Regions from separate parts of the Homo sapiens genome. Here region 2 is linked to region 1. The links are chromatin loops, found by intact Hi-C in ENCODE. Cell type or tissue: heart right ventricle. All regions are shown on one strand. Links, peaks and the distances in the headings refer to the core of each region. The heading gives the core; the rest is flanking DNA.

Region 1 (10,066 bases), core at 609-8,608:
AGCGCATGGAGTGTTTGCAATTTAAATTGGATTGTTAGGGAAGACTCACTGAAAGGTGGTATTTGAGCAAAGACTTGAAAGAGATCAGCCATGAAGACTGTGGCAGTCAAACACAGTGAACAGCACGTACTAAAGCCCTGAGACAAGAATATGCCTACTTTTGTTTGAGGAATAGTAAGCAGGCCAATATGGTTGGAACATTAGAGTAGTACAAGATAAGGTCAGAGATGTAAGGGGGTGGTGGGAAGACCATGTCAATCTCTGCAGGCCACTGTAAGAACACTGGCTTTCACTCTAAGAGAAAAGGAGCAAATCACAGGTTTTAAAAAGAGGTATAACATGATCTGATTTATTTTTTAAGAGGATCACTCTGGCTGTTATGCTGAGAATGGTCTGTAGGGTGAATGTAAGAAGACTAAATGACAGGTTATTATAATAATGCAAGCAGAGATTATGGTGGCTTGAATCAGGAAGGCAGCATTAAACGTAATGAGAAGTAGATGTGTGTGTATGTGTGTTGTTGCTGTTGCTGAGGTGGTATGAAGTGGATGTCTGAGTGTATGTTTATGTTGTTGCTTTGTTGTTTCTTTGGTTGTTAGAAACAGGCCATTTTTATTTGAGCCTGTTAAAAATCCGACTTTTGTAGATTAGACACAGTATTTCCTGATACGATAAGGAAAAGCATTTGTGGGTTCTAAAAGTCTACTGTATTTTCAAAAATGTAATAACTCACAAAAAAGTAAATGGAAATGATCTATAAAGATATCAATTTATTATACAGTTAAAGTGTTTGTAATCTCAGAGATTTGGAAGCCAGGGCAGGAGGATGGCTTGAAGCCAGGAGTCCTAGCCTGGGCAACACAGGGAGACCTTGTCTCTACAAAAAAATTTTAAAAATTAGCCAGGTGCAGTGGCACATGTCGGTAGTCCTAGCTACTTGGGAGGCTAAGACAGGAAGATCTCTTGAGCCCAGGAGTTGCAGATTACAGTGAGCTATGATGGTGCCACTGCACCCCAGCCTGGTCAACAGAGTAAGACCCTGTCTCAAAAACAAAAACAAAAACAAAAAAAAATGTTTAGACTTAAATGCAGGATATAATTTGAAGATTGAGGCAATAGGATGTACTGACAAACTAGATGTGGGCTGCAAGAAAAAGAGGGGAGTAAAGAATAGTTCCAAGATTTTTAGCTTGAATAGCTGGAAGGATGGAGTTGTCATTGATTGACATGGAGAAGACCGTGTGTGGAAAAAGTATCCTGGAACTCAAGTGAAGAAAATACTTACAAAAGAAAGGAAAGATCAAATGTGTTAAAAGCTTCTGATAGGTCAAGTAAGATGAGGACTGAGAACTGACCATTGGATTTAGCAATGTGGAGGATATTGAAAGTTTTGTTTAAGAGCAGGTCTGATAGAAGAGTGGAGATGAAAGCCTGGTTAGAATGGCCTAAGAAAGAATGAAAAGAGGAATTGGAGACATTGGAGATGGTTAATATCTTCAACTCTTTCAAGGAGTTTTTCTATAAAGGACATAAAAGGAATGAGGCAGTATAGCTTGATGGTGGGACCAGGGAAAAGGTAAAGAAGAGAGTCCAAGAATTTTTTTTTTTTTTTTGAGATGGAGTCTCGCTCTGTCACACAGGCTGGAGTGCAGTGGCACGATCTCAGCTCACTGCAGCCTCCGCCTCCCTATCTCGGCTCACTGCAGCCTCTGCCTCCCCAGTTCAAGCGATTCTCCTGCCTCAGATTCCAGAGTAGCTGCCCACTACCAAGCCTGGCTAATTTTTGTATTTTTACTAGAGACGGGGTTTCACCATGTTGGCCAGGCTGGTCTTGAATTCTTGGCCTCAAATGATCCGCCTGCCTTGGCCTTCCAAAGTGCTGAGATTATAGGCATGAGCCACTGTGCTTGGTCAGAAATATTTTTAAAGACAGAAAAAAACCAGCATGTTGGATATGATCTAGTAGATAGAGGAAAAAACTAATAATATAGCAAAGAGAGGGTAGAATGATTGGGTCAATCTTCTTGAGTAGGCAAAAGGGGATGAGACATAGCATACAAGCAGATGAGGTGGCCTTAGATAAGAGCAGGAGAGGTTCATCTAATATGAACAGGAGGAAAGGCACAGTATATTGGCAGATGCTGGAAAGAAGTGGGTTGCAATAAAAATTCTTTTCTACTTGCTTCAATTTTCTCAAAAAAGTAGTAACAAAAGATGATGGTTTAAGTGACAGAGACTTGAAGAAATTGGAGAAAGAATGAAATAGTCATCTAGAAAAGGAGAAGAGTGAATGCCTTATGATTGCTGGGCTGCATTAAGGGGCTACCTGAATTTAAAATGAAATCACTTAAGATGGTTGTATTTTTCTCCAGCTACGTTCAGTTCCATGGTAGATGCAGACTAAGCTAAATTGGATTGAATAAAGACTGTAGCTTTTTCAAGCAAGGATAAAATGATTATTTTATTGAATGATTACGGGCAAAAGATCTGAACTGACACTTCACAAAGGAAGATATATAAATGACAAACAAGTAGAAAACGATGTTCAACATTATTAGCATCAGGTAAATGCAAATTAAAACCACTATACATCCACTAGAATGGCTAAAATTAAAGACTAACAACATAAAATGTTGATGAGAATATGGAGCTACTGAAACTTTCATACATTACTGATGGGAATGCAAGATGATACAGCTATTTTTTAAACAATTTGGCAGTTTTCATAAAGTTAAACTTATATATTTACCATATGACCCCGTAATTCTACTTACAGGAATTCATTATACTTAAAAGAACAGGAATTCATTATACTTAAAAGAAATTATTAAAGTGTATGTTCACACCTGTCAAATGTTCACAGCAGGTTGATTCATAATAGTCAAAAGGTAGAAACAACCCAAATGTCATCAACTGGTAAATGGATAAACAAATGAAATAACACTCAGCAATAAAAAGGAACAAATGTCCTCAAAATGTTAAACATAGGGTTACTACATGATCCAGAAATTTCCCCACTCCTAGGCATATATCTTGGGTATATGCCCAAGATCCAGAAATTCCACTCTGAGGCCTACATCTTGGGTATGTTATATGTGCACACAATCACTTGTGCACAAATGTTCATAGCAGTATTATCTATAATATAATATAAATATAAATATATCTATAAATATAATAGTCAAAAAGTGGTCTAGATTTCAGTCCAAATGTCCACCAACTAGTAAATGGATATACAAACTGTGATATACCCACACACTGGAATATTATTCCACAATAAAAAGGAATTAAGGCCGGATGCAGTGGCTCATGCCTGTAATCCCAGGACTTTGGGAGGCCAAGGCAGGCGGATCACTTGAGATCAGGAGTTCGAGACTGGCCTGGCTAACATGGTGAAACCGTGTATCTACTAAAAATACAAAAATTAGCCAAGTGTGGTGGCGCGTGCCTGTAATCCCAGCCATTAGGGAGTCTGAGGCAGGAAAATCGCTTGAACCCGGAAGGTGAAGGTTGCAGTGAGCTGAGATAGTGCCACCGCACTCCAGCCTGGGTGATAGAGACAGACTGTGTCTCAAAAAAAAAAAAAAAAAAAAAGGAATTAAGTACTGATACATTTACATGAAATGTCCAGAGTAGACAGATCTATACAGACAGAAAGTAGATTATTGATTTTTTTAGGGCTGGACGTATAATGGGGAAATGAGGAAGACTGTTAATGCGTACTAGGCTTCTTTTTAGAGTAATGAAAACATTTCATCTCCCCAAAAAAGTCACCACATGTCCTTTGTAGTCAATCTCCTCCCTTCACCCAAGGCTCTGGAAGTCACTGATCTTCTTCCTGTCACCAGTTTTGCCTTTCCCAGCATGACATGTTAACTATTATCATACAGTCAGTATGTAATTTTTTATGACTAACTTCTTAGCATAACACTATGAAATCTATCAATGTTGTTGCATGTATCAGTAGTTCTAAAAATGATTGCAGTGATGGTTGCACAAATCTGTACACACAATAAAAACTATTTAAGCCATGCACAGTGGTTGGAGTAGCTAAAGGAGGATCACTTGAGCCTAGGAGTTCAATGCCACTGGGGCAACACAGTGAGACCTCATTTCTTAAAAACAAAAACAAAAACAAAACCCATACAAGTGAATACTTTACATGAATGAATTTTTTTTCTTTTAAACTTTTATTTTAGGCTCAAGGGTACATGTGTAGGTTTGTTATATAGGTAAACTCGTGTCAGAGGGGTTTGTTGTACCCATTACTTCATCACCCAAGTACTAAGCCTAGTACACAACAGTTATTTTTTTTTTTATCCTCTATCCTCTTCCCCTTCCCACCCTCCACCCTCAAGTAGGCCCCACTGCCTGTTGGTCCCCCCTTTGTGTCCATGTGTTCTCATGATTTGGCTTCCACTTACAAGTGGTAACATGTGATATTTGGTTTTCTGTTCCCGCATGAGTTTGCTAAGGATAATGGCCTCTAGCTTCATCCATGTTCCTGTAGAGGACATAATCTCATTCTTTTTTATGGCTGCATAGTATTACATGGTATATATGTACCACATTTTCTTTATCCAGTCTTCCTTAATGAATGGTATTGTATGTGAATTGTATCTCAATAAACATGCTTTGAAAAAGAATAAACTATTAATACATGCCACAATATGGGCATGAGGGAACACATTTTTTGGGTGATGAAATGTTTTATATCATGATTGTAGTAGATGTTACATGATGATATACATTTGTCAAAAGTCACAGAACTGTACACTTCAAATTTGTGAATTTTATTTACATAAGTCATACCTAAATAAGGCAAATTTTAACAAACAACAACAAAAACTATCTTGCCTACATACTCCCTGAAATTTGTGTACCCCCAGATATATATGTATCCCAATTTGAAGACTACCACAGTAAAGTATCTGTAATGCAATGGCCCATGAATGATGAGGAAAGAGAACTAGGTGAGTCAAAGGAGCCTAGGGTTGTGGTAAGATAAATACAAGGTATTTATATTTTAGAGACTGGATGCCAAGGCACAACATTACAGTGGTGAGTGCAAATTTCTATCAGCCAAAGACCAAGCAGGATCAGATACCTCGGGGAAGGCCAATGACCGCTAGAGGTCAGCACCAGAACAAGATATTTCTTCAATGGCAGGCCACTGCTCTTAGGAAGAAAAAGAACTCTGAATTTAAATATTTATTCAAAGAAAACTTTCAACTTTGAAGTGACTAAATTTTAATTGACAAGATTAAGTGTTTTTACTGTTACCAAATTTTAACTGACAAGATTAGTGTTTTACATGGGGGTTTGTGAACTACGTTGATTTCCAATAAAGAGAAATACATATTCCTTTTTGCACATGATTCCTCACACTATGACATACTGACACTGGGAAAAATTGTAGTTTGTTCTCTGTTCTCTGTTAGTTCTAGCTGTTAGTCTGGTCTCCAGCAATGGTGACATTTAATTGCTAGCTCAGTAATTTAGTGTTTTTTTATAGATTTTGGGAAAATGTTTGCTAAATTCCCCCATCGTAGCCTCCTGGCATTGGGCATTCTAAAGACAAACAATTTCTATGTCCTTTCACCCTGTTCGGTGGGCCTCCCACAAACTCAAGATGCACTCCTTTGCCCTTGGCGGGCATCTTCTTAAAGAAGATCATAAACTGGTTTGTACCCCAGTTACCTTCCCTAAGCCCAAAGGGAAACCTAGGAATTCTATCATGACAACTTTGATTTTAGAAAACTGGAGAGAATCTTTTGTCCTTTCCCAACTCATTCTGCTACTTTGTTATGTTCAACTTGTTAAATATAATGCTTTTTCTAAGAGACCTTAAAAATTCTCCAGTTTGCCCAAGTGATGGTGGCAGCCACTCCAGTTGGCCTGCCATCATCCCAGCTGTGGCAGGAAGGTGTGGCCAGGGCTGCCTGTTCCACAGAGCAGGCAGGAGCCCTGCCCTCCTGGGCAGGGGTGCAACTGCCCAAACTATGGCAGCAGACTCAGGTATCCCTGCACTCTTGGGGGCCTGGGAAGGCCCCCCTGCCCTCACAAGCTTAAAAGTGCCTGCTCCCACTGCTTGGCTTCTCCCTGCTGTTGGCTCCTGCTCCAATCTTGGAGCAAAGTCAGGCTGAGCCTGGGCGTCATGAGTAGTAGGAGGCAGAGTCCCACGTGGAAGGGGGTGGGTCTCCAGTAAGGTCCTTCTGTCAGGTCAGGGAGGGCCTGAAGGCTGGGGCCCAGGCTGCCAGTTCCACTGACTGGAGTGGACACTGGTGCCTTTTCCAGGCCTGCCCATGACCACCCATGGGCCAACCAGTGTGCACTTCCTCCCCTCTGAGGTCCATAAATAGCCGGGCTCAGCCAGAGCTGAGCAGAAGATGGGATGACCAGCAGCAGAGAGGAGCTACCCTCTCTGCTAATTACGCTCTCTGCTAATAGCTTCAGAGATCTGCAGAGACTGCCGAATGACCTGCCTGCAGAGAAAAGCAGACCTCAGGATGACCAGCGAGCAGAGAGAAGCTGCCATCTCCAGGGCCTCCTCTCTGTTGAGAGCTGAACACTTGACAGACGACCTGCCTGCCCACAGAGGGGAGCTACCCACTGTGGGTCTCCTTCTGAGCAGTTACAGCACTAAATAAATCTCCTCTTCTTCTTCCTCACCCTTCATTTGTCTGCATACCTCATTCTTCCTGGACGCAGGACAAGAAATGGGGCAAAGGCCCCACTGGCAACAGAGGTTTACAGGGGAAGAAAATCAACACCCCAAAGATCCTATAACACAAGGAGAAGTATGAAAAGAAAAAATCTCTGCTGCTAAAAGATTCCCTGAAAATTACTAGGGTGTTTCTAAACCCCTACATCAATGCTTTCTAGGGTTTCAGTCCAGAGGAGCCACAGGAGTCTGAATTCTCTTTTCTCCTTTTCTCTGTTCTAGAATCAGGTCTTCCACTCCCAATTCCTGTTAGGCATTGCTTCCTATGTGCTATTTCTTTCACCTTTATCCTATGTACTTCTTATTCTGGCATTATCAACCTTTTCCTTCCTTCAGACTACTAAGGATAATCTTAAAGGTTACAGAGTACAGACAGACTTTATAAAGGGAATGAAACATATATCTATTTAGTATTTTCAAAATAATGCGTATTATCCCTACACCATTCAATATATAATGATTAGATTGCTTTATTATATTTAATATATTGATGTTATATAATACAACATATTCATATATGTATATATTATTATAATGTAATATTATATTTGTGGACAAATCCTATTGGTAGATTTTAGGCCTCTAGGCTTTAATTCTCAACTTTCTTTCCCCCTATTTCAGTGAGAGAGACACATTCTTATCAAGGACAAGGAGTCTCTATGGTAATGATTTCAACGAGTGTGTGTGTGTGTGTGTGTGTGTGTTGGAGGGTTATATCAGAGTGTGGGAGGTTCAGGAGGTCCTTGAATAAGGCCATTTCATTATACCATTAATGAGAAAAAAACCTGATTCTCAGCCAGGACTACTGTCTATGTGGAGTTTGTACATTCTCCCCATGTCTGTGTGGGTTTCTCCAGGGACTCTGGTTTCCTCCCACATCCCAAAGATCGGCATGTTAAGTGAACAGGTTTGGAAATGAATGAATGAACACCAATTATTGTATAATAAAAATTCCAAAAGTATACAATAATAATACAAATGCACAAGATTAAATGATTCAGTACAAAAGCACTCAGTGAGCTCGCCATATTTGTAATTGTTTGTTTTTGAACTTTGTGGTGTTAAGAAGTGCACCTCACAATTTTTGCTTTGCAAACACTTCCTCCTTGATTGAACTCACCACCACTATGGCTACCATTACTCACGCCTGTGATCCCAGCACTTTGGGAGGCCAAGGTGGGCAGATCACTTGAGCTCAGGAGTTCGAGACCAGCCTGGCCAACATGGTGAAACCTCGTCTCTACTAAAAATACAAAAATTAGCCAGGCATGGTGGCAGGTGCCTGTAATCCCAGCTACTCAGGACGCTGAGGCAGGAGAATCGCTTGAACCTGGAAGGTGGAGGTTGCTGTGACCCATGATCTTGCCACCGCACTCCAGCCTGGGTGACAGAGTGAGACCCTGTCTCAAAAAAAAAAAAAAATTTACTCAATATTCCAACTCCCATCTTTCTACCAACACTGATAATTGAAGCAATATTGTTAGTATATTTTAAAGCATCCACTTTCAATATTCTCTTTTTGGTACTCATTTTGTAATAAGAGGACGTTAGCACTGTTACCCTTCCCTTCACCTCCTTTCTGCCTTTCACCTCCCAGCTTCCATCAGTAGTTCTTTTATCTTTATGTTGTCAAAATGTAATAACATTTGCTTTTTGTTCTGTAGCCATGCTTTAAGTAAAGGTCTATTCTAAAATTAAAAATCAAAAGTATAGTTTACTGCAAGTTTATTGCAACCAGCTATATATTCTTTAGTATAAAGACAAGACACAAGTTAGGATTTTATTTCCATCTCTGCTGTTTCAATGTCATGATCACTATTCACACTCAAAACAAAACATTTTTATGTCAAGATCAAATGAATATTCCTTTCCCATACTCCACTAATCCCTTAAAATCATGCCTCACTTTTGTCTCTTTTGTATTTAGATCACTAAAATTTTTTATTTTTCCTTTAGTTTCTGAGTGCCTTTTTTGGTGGTGATGGTAGTGGTGATCATGGTGGTTGTTGGGAAAAGTAGTATTTGTCTCCATCGTGTACCTAATGTGCTTCTATTTCCAATTCTATTGCTTGGAATCCATTTTGTTCTTATTCTTGAAGACCAGTTCTAACCTGGACAAACTGCTCTCCAGGCCAACAACTAGGAGACTAGAAAATCTTTCAATTGAATCCCTGGGTACTTTTTCCATTTCTTGTACTCTACAGTGGTTTTATTTTTTTAATTTATTTTTTGTCTCATGCTACTGCATCTACAGCTTTTTGCTTCATATTTATCTTTGTTTTGTAGGAATATATTCTGAAATTATTTCCTTAAAAAGGATGCATGGAAGATAAACATTTTCAGTGCTTTCATTTTTGAAATGTGAATCTGATGAACAGTTGGCTAGTATATAATTCTAGGTTCAAAATAATTTTTCCTCAGAACTTTGTATAATACATGAAACTCTAAAAGATTTGTATAAATTCAATGTTTAGTGCCAAAATTATTCTATTTTTCACTATCATTGTTTTAAACTAATTTTCAAGTGCAGGCTTTATATTACTTTTAGCTTTCTTGTTTTTATGTTCTCCGAGTCTCTGTCAAATAATGATATATAAATACATGACTACTTAAATACCTATTGGGAAATTCTCATCAAAGGAATATATATGGCACAACCGGAGAGACCTTATTGTAAGTCCATTTTCTAATTTTTTCAACAAAATTCAGGATTTTTTCCTAGTTTCTTTTTGTGAATCTTGTCTTCCTAACTACAGATTATAAGCTTCTTTTAATCTCATTTTAAACTCCTCATTTCTCTCCCCATTACTCCCAGCTTAAAATGGTATAAGGTACAGAGAATATATTCAAGACCTAGTTAAGAGAGATTTGGTCAGCAATGCTTTTAACTCTTCCTGAATTATGTCTTGAATCTAGTATATGCTTATTTATAATTGTAACAAGTTTTTGCAATGACTCATTCCTTCATTACATTTAATCTACAAATGTTTACTGAGCACCTACTATAGGCCAAGCACTATTCTAGGTGTTGGGATGTTGTCAGTGAACAAAATAAAAATCCCTGCCTCCAGGAAGCTTCCGTCCATGAAGTAGTAGAGAAAAAGAAGGCAGGCAATAAACAATGAAAATAATAAATTAGTAATTACGCAGTGAAAGAGATAAAGAATGAAGAAGTGTGAAGTGTGGGGAGTTGGGGCACACTATAGTATTAAATAGAGTGGTCAAGGTAGGCCTCACTGAGAGAGTGAAATTTAGCAAAAACCTGAAGGAGGTAAGGGACTTAAACAAGTGATTAGCTGTAGGAAAGCATTCCTTACAGAGAGAATAGCTAGAAGTGTATTG
Region 2 (10,066 bases), core at 1-8,000, 65 kb after region 1:
AAACCACCCATTTATGTGAAATGGAAATAAAAACATGCAGAAATTCCCTTGGATCTGAGACTAGGGTTTCCCCCAGCACAATCAAGTTTGTGGTCAATTTAGTTAGCTCAGCTAAAGATACTAGCCAATCAGAGTTTAGGAGAGAAATGAATATCCTAAATAAATATGATCCCCAAAATGTGTTCTCTAAAGAATTTCTCAGGCTCAAAATCCAATACAGGAGTGACTTGGAACTCCATTCTATCACTATGAAGAAAAGTGGTGTTCTTTTCCTCTTGGGCATCATCTTGCTGGTTCTGATTGGAGTGCAAGGTAAGGGGTTCTGAGTTAGGTTGTAAAGTAAGAGAAGTGATTCACTGTAAAAGAATCTTGATTAGCCAGATAAAGGTGAATGTTCTGCCTGCATTGAAGAGTAATATTTGGTCAGTCATAAAAGCTTCTCAGTGACATGACCAGTTATCCAAAGTTCATAACTTCGATCTGCCAAGTCAAACACAAGTCTTTGTAGTCTAGGTGTATGAATTCCTAGTAAGTGTTCAATAAATGTTCATTGAACTGGGTAATAATGAGAACTCTATCTCCTAAATTATTTTCTTCTCCCTGATACTGTTTTTTGCTAAGTATATCTGTGGCTAACCAATTAAGGATCCAACCAATAATCAGAGAATTTGTCCCTAATCTATTTACTAACTATCTTTGTTACCTTGGACAAATTACTTAATCTTTCTAGACCTCAGTTTCCTCATCATCTGTAAAATAGAACTTTGTAGTTATACCTTTTCTGACTGCTACACAATGTATGGCATATGGTACAATAAGTACCAAGTAAATATATGAATTTAAGAATTAAGATAATGTATTTTAAGGGGTTTTCAAAAATTTAAAACACTATTGAAAAGCAAGGCAGTGGGGAGGAGAGAGGATGAGGATGAAAGTGGTGATTGGTTACAAAGGAGTGCTTTCTATTCAACACCAACACCAGTTCCATTCCTTAAGGTCAGATAATAAATAATAGATGGTTTAGGAGTTGCTTAAGAAACTGTGATCAGCATAGCATACATGAATTAGTTATCTGTTTGTCTTGTGATAGGCATTTATTAAATATTGTGAAAGTCTCTTTTTCTCCCACGGACTTACGGTGTGGTAGTTAAGAGCAACGCCTTTGGACTCAGAGAGATCTGGGCTAAAACCCTGCCCCTGCTCCCTAAAAGCTGTATGACTTTGTTCTTAATCTTTCTGAACCTTAGTTTCCTTATGTATAAAATAGAGATGATACCTCCTTCAAAGGTTTGTGGTGATTATTTTTAGGCACTCGGTAAATGATAGCAATAATCATGACTCAGTCAAGTGTATCATTTTGATAGATCACCTAAACTGAAACATTGGCCTATACTGATGTGTTCTATCTTTTTCTTTCCCTCAGGAACCCCAGTAGTGAGAAAGGGTCGCTGTTCCTGCATCAGCACCAACCAAGGGACTATCCACCTACAATCCTTGAAAGACCTTAAACAATTTGCCCCAAGCCCTTCCTGCGAGAAAATTGAAATCATGTAAGTAACAACCCAGCTAACATGCATGCACCATATTGGCAAGAACATTAAATTTAGCATGAGTTTTACCCTTGGAGTGCTTGCCCATACAAACACTTAAAAATCAGATGGTTACCCCCTCCATAAATTTGGGCAGCTCCTTTCTTTTCTTCTCCTTAAAAATGCAAGGAATTTCTGGTAGATTAGGCCCCAAGAATGACACATGTTTATTGTACAAAATGTTTAATGCAGGTAACACAATAGAAGAAAATAAAAATCACGCATAATTCTACCCTTGAGTGACAAATACTGTTAACCCCTTAGTATACAGTTTTCTAAATCTTCCTTACTTGCTTCGTGTGCACATAACATAGATATGTTTTTACATACACGTATATAAGCACAAAAATTAAATCATATACTATACACTGTTTTGTAATCTGCTTTTTCATTAACACTATATCATGAACATTTTCTCGTGTCAGTAAATCTCTAATAATGTCATTTTTACTTAATGTCATTTTTAATGGCCAAACTGTATTTCATCATATGGATAAACCATAATTTATATGACCAGGATTATTGTTGGAAATATAGATTATTTCCAAATTTTTACTGCTGAAATAAAACTTACTGTGGCAGTATTGTGTCTGTAATTCTTTCCTTTCTAGAGATTAGGATTGCTAGGTTGAAGGATGTGTGCATATTTTGTCTTTATAAGTCATCCTTGACTACTCTTATTCTCAGACTATACAGAAAAATTAAAGGAACATTTAAATTATTTCCAGACAGTCTACTGTAAGTAATTTTTAAAATTTAACCAGGGCCGGGTGCAGTGGCTCACACCTGTAATCCCAGCACTTTGGGAGGCTGAGGTGGGCAGATCATGAGGTCAAGAGATTGAGACCATCCTGGCCAATGTGGTAAAACCCTGTCTCTACTAAAAATACAAAAATTAGCTGGGCGTGGTGGCGCATGCCTGTAGTCCCAGCTATTCGGGAGGCTGAGGCAGGAGAATCGCTTGAATCCAGGAGTTGGAAGTTGCAGCAAGCTGAGATCGCACCACTGTACTCCAGCCTGGCAACAGAGCGAAATTCTGTCTCAAAAAAAGAAAAAAAAAAAAATTCAACCAGTGACTCATCTTGTCCTAGGAAATAATTTTAAGTAGTTTCATTAGAAAATTCAGCACAATTCATACTGATTTTCATTATTTCTGAGAAGAAGCATTTAAATTATTAATGAGAAAAAACTATCTCATTGCTATTTCTTTGGCAGTGCTACACTGAAGAATGGAGTTCAAACATGTCTAAACCCAGATTCAGCAGATGTGAAGGAACTGATTAAAAAGTGGGAGAAACAGGTTGGTGAAAAGGAAGATCAAAATTTTCTTTCTTTTAGAAATTAACTTTAGAAGACAAAGAATCTGCTTTTTCATTAACACTATAAGAATACATAACTTTTAAGAATACATTTTTCATTCATATTATGGTGCTTCTATTTTGTTCCTAGGACAAAATTAGGTTCCTACATATAGTATCCCCTCTCTGTCTCCCACTGGAAGAATGTGTGTTCCTTGGGGGTACAGAGCTTGTCCTTATTTAATACAATAAATATGTAATGAATTGAATGGTAGACACAGGATACAAAGATAATAAGGTATAGTCCCTTCCTGTTGTAGTGCATATGCTAATAATTATGGTACAATGTGAGAAATATAAAAGTATGCACAAGAATCTTGACGACATAGAGGAGGGAGTACTTAACTTTGCTGGGGGAATGGGGCAGGAGAAAGTGTTAAGGAAGATTTCTCATGTCAGGTGATATTTGATTTGGGTCTTGAAGGATAAATAATTTGCCAGGAAGGTAAGGACAGCATGAGCAGAAGAGTAGAATCATGAGAGAACCTGCTGTGTTCAGGGAGCCTCCATTAATGTGGCTGGAGTTTGTGTGAAGAGAGTGAAGGGACTGAGGCAGAAAAGTAGATCAGGACAAAGCGGGAGGAATCCTGCATGGCATACTAAGGAGTTGGATTTGAAGAGAGCCACAGAATATGTGGGTGGGAGATTGGGTTCTGGAGTCTCACAGACTGGAGGTTCTGCCACATACTAGCTGTCTAGATTTGGGAAAGTCACCCTCTCCAGAACTCAGCCTCCTCCTATGTAAAACGTGGATGATAATAGTGCCACCTTCAGAGGGTTGTAGCTGGGGCAGGTGAGTGGTAAGCAAGGTTGCCAGGAGAATGTAATAAGCCAGAAGAATAGACAAAAGACAGCCAGTTTGAAGGCTGTTGCCTCCTCCTCAAAGTGAGCAAAGTAGAGAGAATCTAAGGGAGCCCCTCTGAGAGTGAAGTGACTTTAATGTGGTTTTGAGACTATGTGGGTATGAGACAATGATCAGGAGAGTCCAAATAAAAGGAAGTAAAAATGGTAAGATTCAGAAACATTGCCCTTTTTCCCCTTCTTCTCACAGGTCAGCCAAAAGAAAAAGCAAAAGAATGGGAAAAAACATCAAAAAAAGAAAGTTCTGAAAGTTCGAAAATCTCAACGTTCTCGTCAAAAGAAGACTACATAAGAGACCACTTCACCAATAAGTATTCTGTGTTAAAAATGTTCTATTTTAATTATACCGCTATCATTCCAAAGGAGGATGGCATATAATACAAAGGCTTATTAATTTGACTAGAAAATTTAAAACATTACTCTGAAATTGTAACTAAAGTTAGAAAGTTGATTTTAAGAATCCAAACGTTAAGAATTGTTAAAGGCTATGATTGTCTTTGTTCTTCTACCACCCACCAGTTGAATTTCATCATGCTTAAGGCCATGATTTTAGCAATACCCATGTCTACACAGATGTTCACCCAACCACATCCCACTCACAACAGCTGCCTGGAAGAGCAGCCCTAGGCTTCCACGTACTGCAGCCTCCAGAGAGTATCTGAGGCACATGTCAGCAAGTCCTAAGCCTGTTAGCATGCTGGTGAGCCAAGCAGTTTGAAATTGAGCTGGACCTCACCAAGCTGCTGTGGCCATCAACCTCTGTATTTGAATCAGCCTACAGGCCTCACACACAATGTGTCTGAGAGATTCATGCTGATTGTTATTGGGTATCACCACTGGAGATCACCAGTGTGTGGCTTTCAGAGCCTCCTTTCTGGCTTTGGAAGCCATGTGATTCCATCTTGCCCGCTCAGGCTGACCACTTTATTTCTTTTTGTTCCCCTTTGCTTCATTCAAGTCAGCTCTTCTCCATCCTACCACAATGCAGTGCCTTTCTTCTCTCCAGTGCACCTGTCATATGCTCTGATTTATCTGAGTCAACTCCTTTCTCATCTTGTCCCCAACACCCCACAGAAGTGCTTTCTTCTCCCAATTCATCCTCACTCAGTCCAGCTTAGTTCAAGTCCTGCCTCTTAAATAAACCTTTTTGGACACACAAATTATCTTAAAACTCCTGTTTCACTTGGTTCAGTACCACATGGGTGAACACTCAATGGTTAACTAATTCTTGGGTGTTTATCCTATCTCTCCAACCAGATTGTCAGCTCCTTGAGGGCAAGAGCCACAGTATATTTCCCTGTTTCTTCCACAGTGCCTAATAATACTGTGGAACTAGGTTTTAATAATTTTTTAATTGATGTTGTTATGGGCAGGATGGCAACCAGACCATTGTCTCAGAGCAGGTGCTGGCTCTTTCCTGGCTACTCCATGTTGGCTAGCCTCTGGTAACCTCTTACTTATTATCTTCAGGACACTCACTACAGGGACCAGGGATGATGCAACATCCTTGTCTTTTTATGACAGGATGTTTGCTCAGCTTCTCCAACAATAAGAAGCACGTGGTAAAACACTTGCGGATATTCTGGACTGTTTTTAAAAAATATACAGTTTACCGAAAATCATATAATCTTACAATGAAAAGGACTTTATAGATCAGCCAGTGACCAACCTTTTCCCAACCATACAAAAATTCCTTTTCCCGAAGGAAAAGGGCTTTCTCAATAAGCCTCAGCTTTCTAAGATCTAACAAGATAGCCACCGAGATCCTTATCGAAACTCATTTTAGGCAAATATGAGTTTTATTGTCCGTTTACTTGTTTCAGAGTTTGTATTGTGATTATCAATTACCACACCATCTCCCATGAAGAAAGGGAACGGTGAAGTACTAAGCGCTAGAGGAAGCAGCCAAGTCGGTTAGTGGAAGCATGATTGGTGCCCAGTTAGCCTCTGCAGGATGTGGAAACCTCCTTCCAGGGGAGGTTCAGTGAATTGTGTAGGAGAGGTTGTCTGTGGCCAGAATTTAAACCTATACTCACTTTCCCAAATTGAATCACTGCTCACACTGCTGATGATTTAGAGTGCTGTCCGGTGGAGATCCCACCCGAACGTCTTATCTAATCATGAAACTCCCTAGTTCCTTCATGTAACTTCCCTGAAAAATCTAAGTGTTTCATAAATTTGAGAGTCTGTGACCCACTTACCTTGCATCTCACAGGTAGACAGTATATAACTAACAACCAAAGACTACATATTGTCACTGACACACACGTTATAATCATTTATCATATATATACATACATGCATACACTCTCAAAGCAAATAATTTTTCACTTCAAAACAGTATTGACTTGTATACCTTGTAATTTGAAATATTTTCTTTGTTAAAATAGAATGGTATCAATAAATAGACCATTAATCAGAAAACAGATCTTGATTTTTTTTCTCTTGAATGTACCCTTCAACTGTTGAATGTTTAATAGTAAATCTTATATGTCCTTATTTACTTTTTAGCTTTCTCTCAAATAAAGTGTAACACTAGTTGAGATAACACATGAAAGCTCTTTAAAGGGTCGATCGGGAACAGGAAAAAAAACCTATGGAAAATATGACAACACTGCCTTACAACAACACTGATTTAAAAGAGTTATGTGGGGCTGGGCGCAGTGGCTCACGCCTATAATCCCAGCACTTTGGGAGGCCGAAGTGGGCGGATCACTTGAGGTCAGGGATTTGAGACCAGCCTGGCCAATATGGTGAGAGCCCATCTCTATTAAAATTACAAAAATTAGCTGGGCATGGTGGCATGCGCCTATAGTCCCAGTTACTTGGGAGGCTGAGGCAGGAGAATCACTTGAACTCGGGAGGTGGAGGTTGCAGTGAGGCAAGATCATGCCACTGCACTCCAGCCTGGGTGACAGAGTGAGACTCTGTCAAAAAAAAAAAAAAAAAAGCATTATGTAGAATTCAATGTATTTCCTAATCCTCAAGAGTAACACTATTCCAATGAGGTGTGTCCCCAGGAAGCCAACACGTCTTCTTTTCTATCCCTAAAATTGTATATGTTTAAATATTGTAAAGCCTCAAGTAGTTATGATGGAGACCTAAACACTGAATGAATTATTTAAGGGTCCAGGAAACTTGGGCTGGAGGCATTACGCAGCGTGGAGTCTCTAAGAAGGTTGAGAGTGGAACGAAGAGCATCAGCCTGTACACTTGATGTACACTTTAGAGGCCAGACAGGTGTAATATTCGGGCAGATAACAGCTGCTAATGGTAGACATGAATTCTCACAAGGGCCTTCACCTGAGAGGCAACAGGACTCTGGAAGGAGCTAAGATCCTGGATTCTGAGATATCCTGGTTAGAATCAGGGGCCCACTACTTATTAACTGTGTGACCCTGGTTAAAGTATAATATTTAACCTCCCAGTGCATCATTTTCCTCATTCCAGATTGTTGTGAGGAGCAGGTTCAGCATAGGTCTTGGTGCAGAGAAAGTCCTCAATGTTTGTCCCAGATCCTCCCTAACCACTTACCTCTGCTGCATCTTCCTTGCAGCAGATGGATCCTACATCTCATAGAGAGAGAAATGTTTCCAGCACTGAAAAAACATGTTGGAGAAATGAGACTAAAAGGCTTCCTGACCAGTTCTCAATATCTGTATTTTATAATCCTAGTCCAGGCCATCATTGTCTCTTTCCTGAGCTACCTCAGTAGCCTGCTGTTTTCCCTGTTGGCTCTTCTTCTCAACATTTCTCTTGCTTCCCTAACTTCCATGACAACTAGAATAATCTTTTTAAAAAATAACTTACAGAATGCTGCCACCTTGCTTAAAATCCTGCAGCTTAGCATTAAGTCAAAACATACCATGAGCTGGCCTAACATAAGCTGGGATCTGCCTGCTTATCTAATCATGCTCCCTCTACCCTCCCCTCCTTTGTTGAGCCTCAGCATCACCTTTTTTCTGTATGTCTCTTGAGCACACTGAATTCATTGCCTTCTGGGGTTTTTGTTCCCTGTGGTTCTGGGTTGTACTATATCAACTTGGTTAGTCTTACAACTACATTTCCCAGAATCTCCTTCCCTGTGTGGTTCCAGGTTATAGTTAGCCAAAGAAGAACTCATGTGAGATTTGGAAATCAAAAGTGAAGGAGTGACCCTTAATCTTGATTAGACATATTGACAGACACACTGGTAGCCAGTGGATCCCAGCTTGTCCTTGCTCTTTTCCTCCATGTTCAGCTTATGCTCAGGACTGCTGGCCTCATGATCAGTGATGGTCCCAGGCCCCCCACCCAGATATTTGGCAGTGGACCCACAGAGGCGGTAGTTACACAGAAGCAACAGCTCCCATAGACCCTAGCAGCCCCAATTTGGCGCTGAACGGGCTTAACTTCTTGGATTTTTCACACAAGCTCTATTTGTCCAACTGTCCCAGTGCTTCTGATGGACCAGTCACTGATTCTTCCTCTGATCCCCTGACTCTCCCTTCTAGATGTTCACTCCCTGAGATCCTTCCTCATCTGTGAGATCTGAATCCTATAGTAAATTTTTATCCTCATAATACTCATAGTGGCTCTGCTTCCCTGAAACACCTGGGCCTACACACACTTCTTTGCATGGCGGTTCTTGCCTCATCACTTAAGTCTCAGTTTAAATGTCACTTCACAGAGTCCCCTTCTCTTATGACCCTTAGTAAAATAACCACTCTTTCCCCAGACTCTCTCTCTGGTAGTGGTAGTGGTTCCAGTGTGTGTACCTTATGGAGTTGATGAAAATATTTAGAACTTACATTTTTGTCTAAAAAACAAGAAAAAACTGAAAATTGACTGTAAATCATTTGTCATGTGCTAATTTCCTGAGGAAAAGGTGACATCGCCACAACTGAGGGGCTGGCATGTGCCCTCACTCAGTCATTCACCTTCTGCAGATTGCAACATGAGTTTCCATTTATGTGCATGTAGTTAAGGGGATTTAAGGATTACAAGACAGAGTGCTCACTAAGCCAACCTTCACAAAATGGGCAAGTGGCTCTAAAAGACTCCTGCTAAGAAATTCCTGAGGAAAAGGTGACATCGCCACAACTGAGGGGCTGGCATGTGCCCTCACTCAGTCATTCACCTTCTGCAGATTGCAACATGAGTTTCCATTTATGTGCATGTAGTTAAGGGGATTTAAGGATTACAAGACAGAGTGCTCACTAAGCCAACCTTCACAAAATGGGCAAGTGGCTCTAAAAGACTCCTGCTAAGAAATTCCTGTGGAAGATCATATTAATAATGCTAATATAAACTAACAAGAGAACAAAACATACATAGATGGGATGGCTGTTCTAATTTTAACTAGAAGGGTACACAATTTTAAAAATCCGGTGGCTAGAGTCTGTTTCATTTTCTTTTATCATGATTAGATATAATGATCAAACCATCACAATCTACAATTACCTTTTAAAATAATGTGTGTACTTATATCTTCCCTCCTACCCTACCACATGTACAAATTTAGGTTTCTCGACCATGGAAACTTTGTCTTCCCCACTACTGCATGCCTAGAGCAGTGCCTGGCACTTAGGAAGCTCCTAATATGTATTTTTTAGTTGATTGACATATACTTCACCCTAAATTTTCATTTTAGGCCTTTTCCAAATCAATTTCAACTACTCTTGTCATGTTCATCTCATGCTCATTTCTGCCCTCGCATTGCTCATTCTTTTATTCGCCCTGTCCTACTTTCCAACTCATCTGACTCCCACCTACACATGATTCAAGTCCCACTTTTCCCATGACTCCATCCCAGAATCCTCCTGGCCACACTGATATCCACCTCCATGCCCTGTCATAAAATGACTTTAACTAGTAAGGATTGTTCTATGATTAAAATCTTCAATTATTTTGCTATACTAGAAAGCAGTCTGTGCCTGAACAAATTTTATACATTAGAGCAATGGATAAAAGACTCAGACGTATTTAATCTGTAAACTATTCTTATGAATTTAAATGCTAGTGGCCAGGTACCATGGCTCACGCCTGTAATCCCAGCCAAGGTGGCTGGATCACTTGGGGTCAGGAGTTTGAGACCAGCCTGGCCAACATAGTGAAACCCTGTCTCTACTCAAAATACAAAAATTAGCTGGGCGTGGTGGCACACGCCAGTAATCTCCACTACTTGAGAGGCTGAGGCACAAGAATCGTTTGAACCCAGGAGGCGGAGTTTGCAGTGAGCTGAGATCGTGCCACTGCTCTCCAGCCTGGGCAACAGAG

What was found. Peaks named below come from ENCODE experiments on the same cell type or tissue, not always from the same donor. Only the 100,000 strongest peaks of a DNase experiment are listed, where the experiment ranks them.
Region 2: a loop joins it to region 1, with 5 times the contacts of the local background. A loop is called at or near these places in 107 of 110 quality-filtered maps.

What each region holds. Positions count from the first base shown.
Region 1 is chr4:76,062,915-76,072,980 of GRCh38, reverse strand. It overlaps a transcript of ART3 not described here. Among named protein-coding and RNA genes, the nearest start is that of ART3, 6.8 kb to the left of the region's middle. In heart right ventricle, for the core only: CTCF peaks have their summits at 4,925 and 5,127 (motif pointing right); a DNase peak (open chromatin) is centred at 5,120.
Region 2 is chr4:75,997,632-76,007,697 of GRCh38, reverse strand. It overlaps CXCL9 (C-X-C motif chemokine ligand 9), which reads left to right and starts at 189. Exons shown (of 4, transcript NM_002416.3): 1 at 189-312; 2 at 1,424-1,550; 3 at 2,805-2,889; 4 at 3,999-6,423. The coding sequence starts at 249. The coding sequence ends at 4,100. SDAD1-AS1 (SDAD1 antisense RNA 1) reads right to left here. Exons shown (of 3, transcript NR_125906.1): 3 at 1,756-2,625. In heart right ventricle, for the core only: no CTCF peak of the experiment used is centred there; a DNase peak (open chromatin) is centred at 4,473; H3K27ac peaks cover 3,219 bases.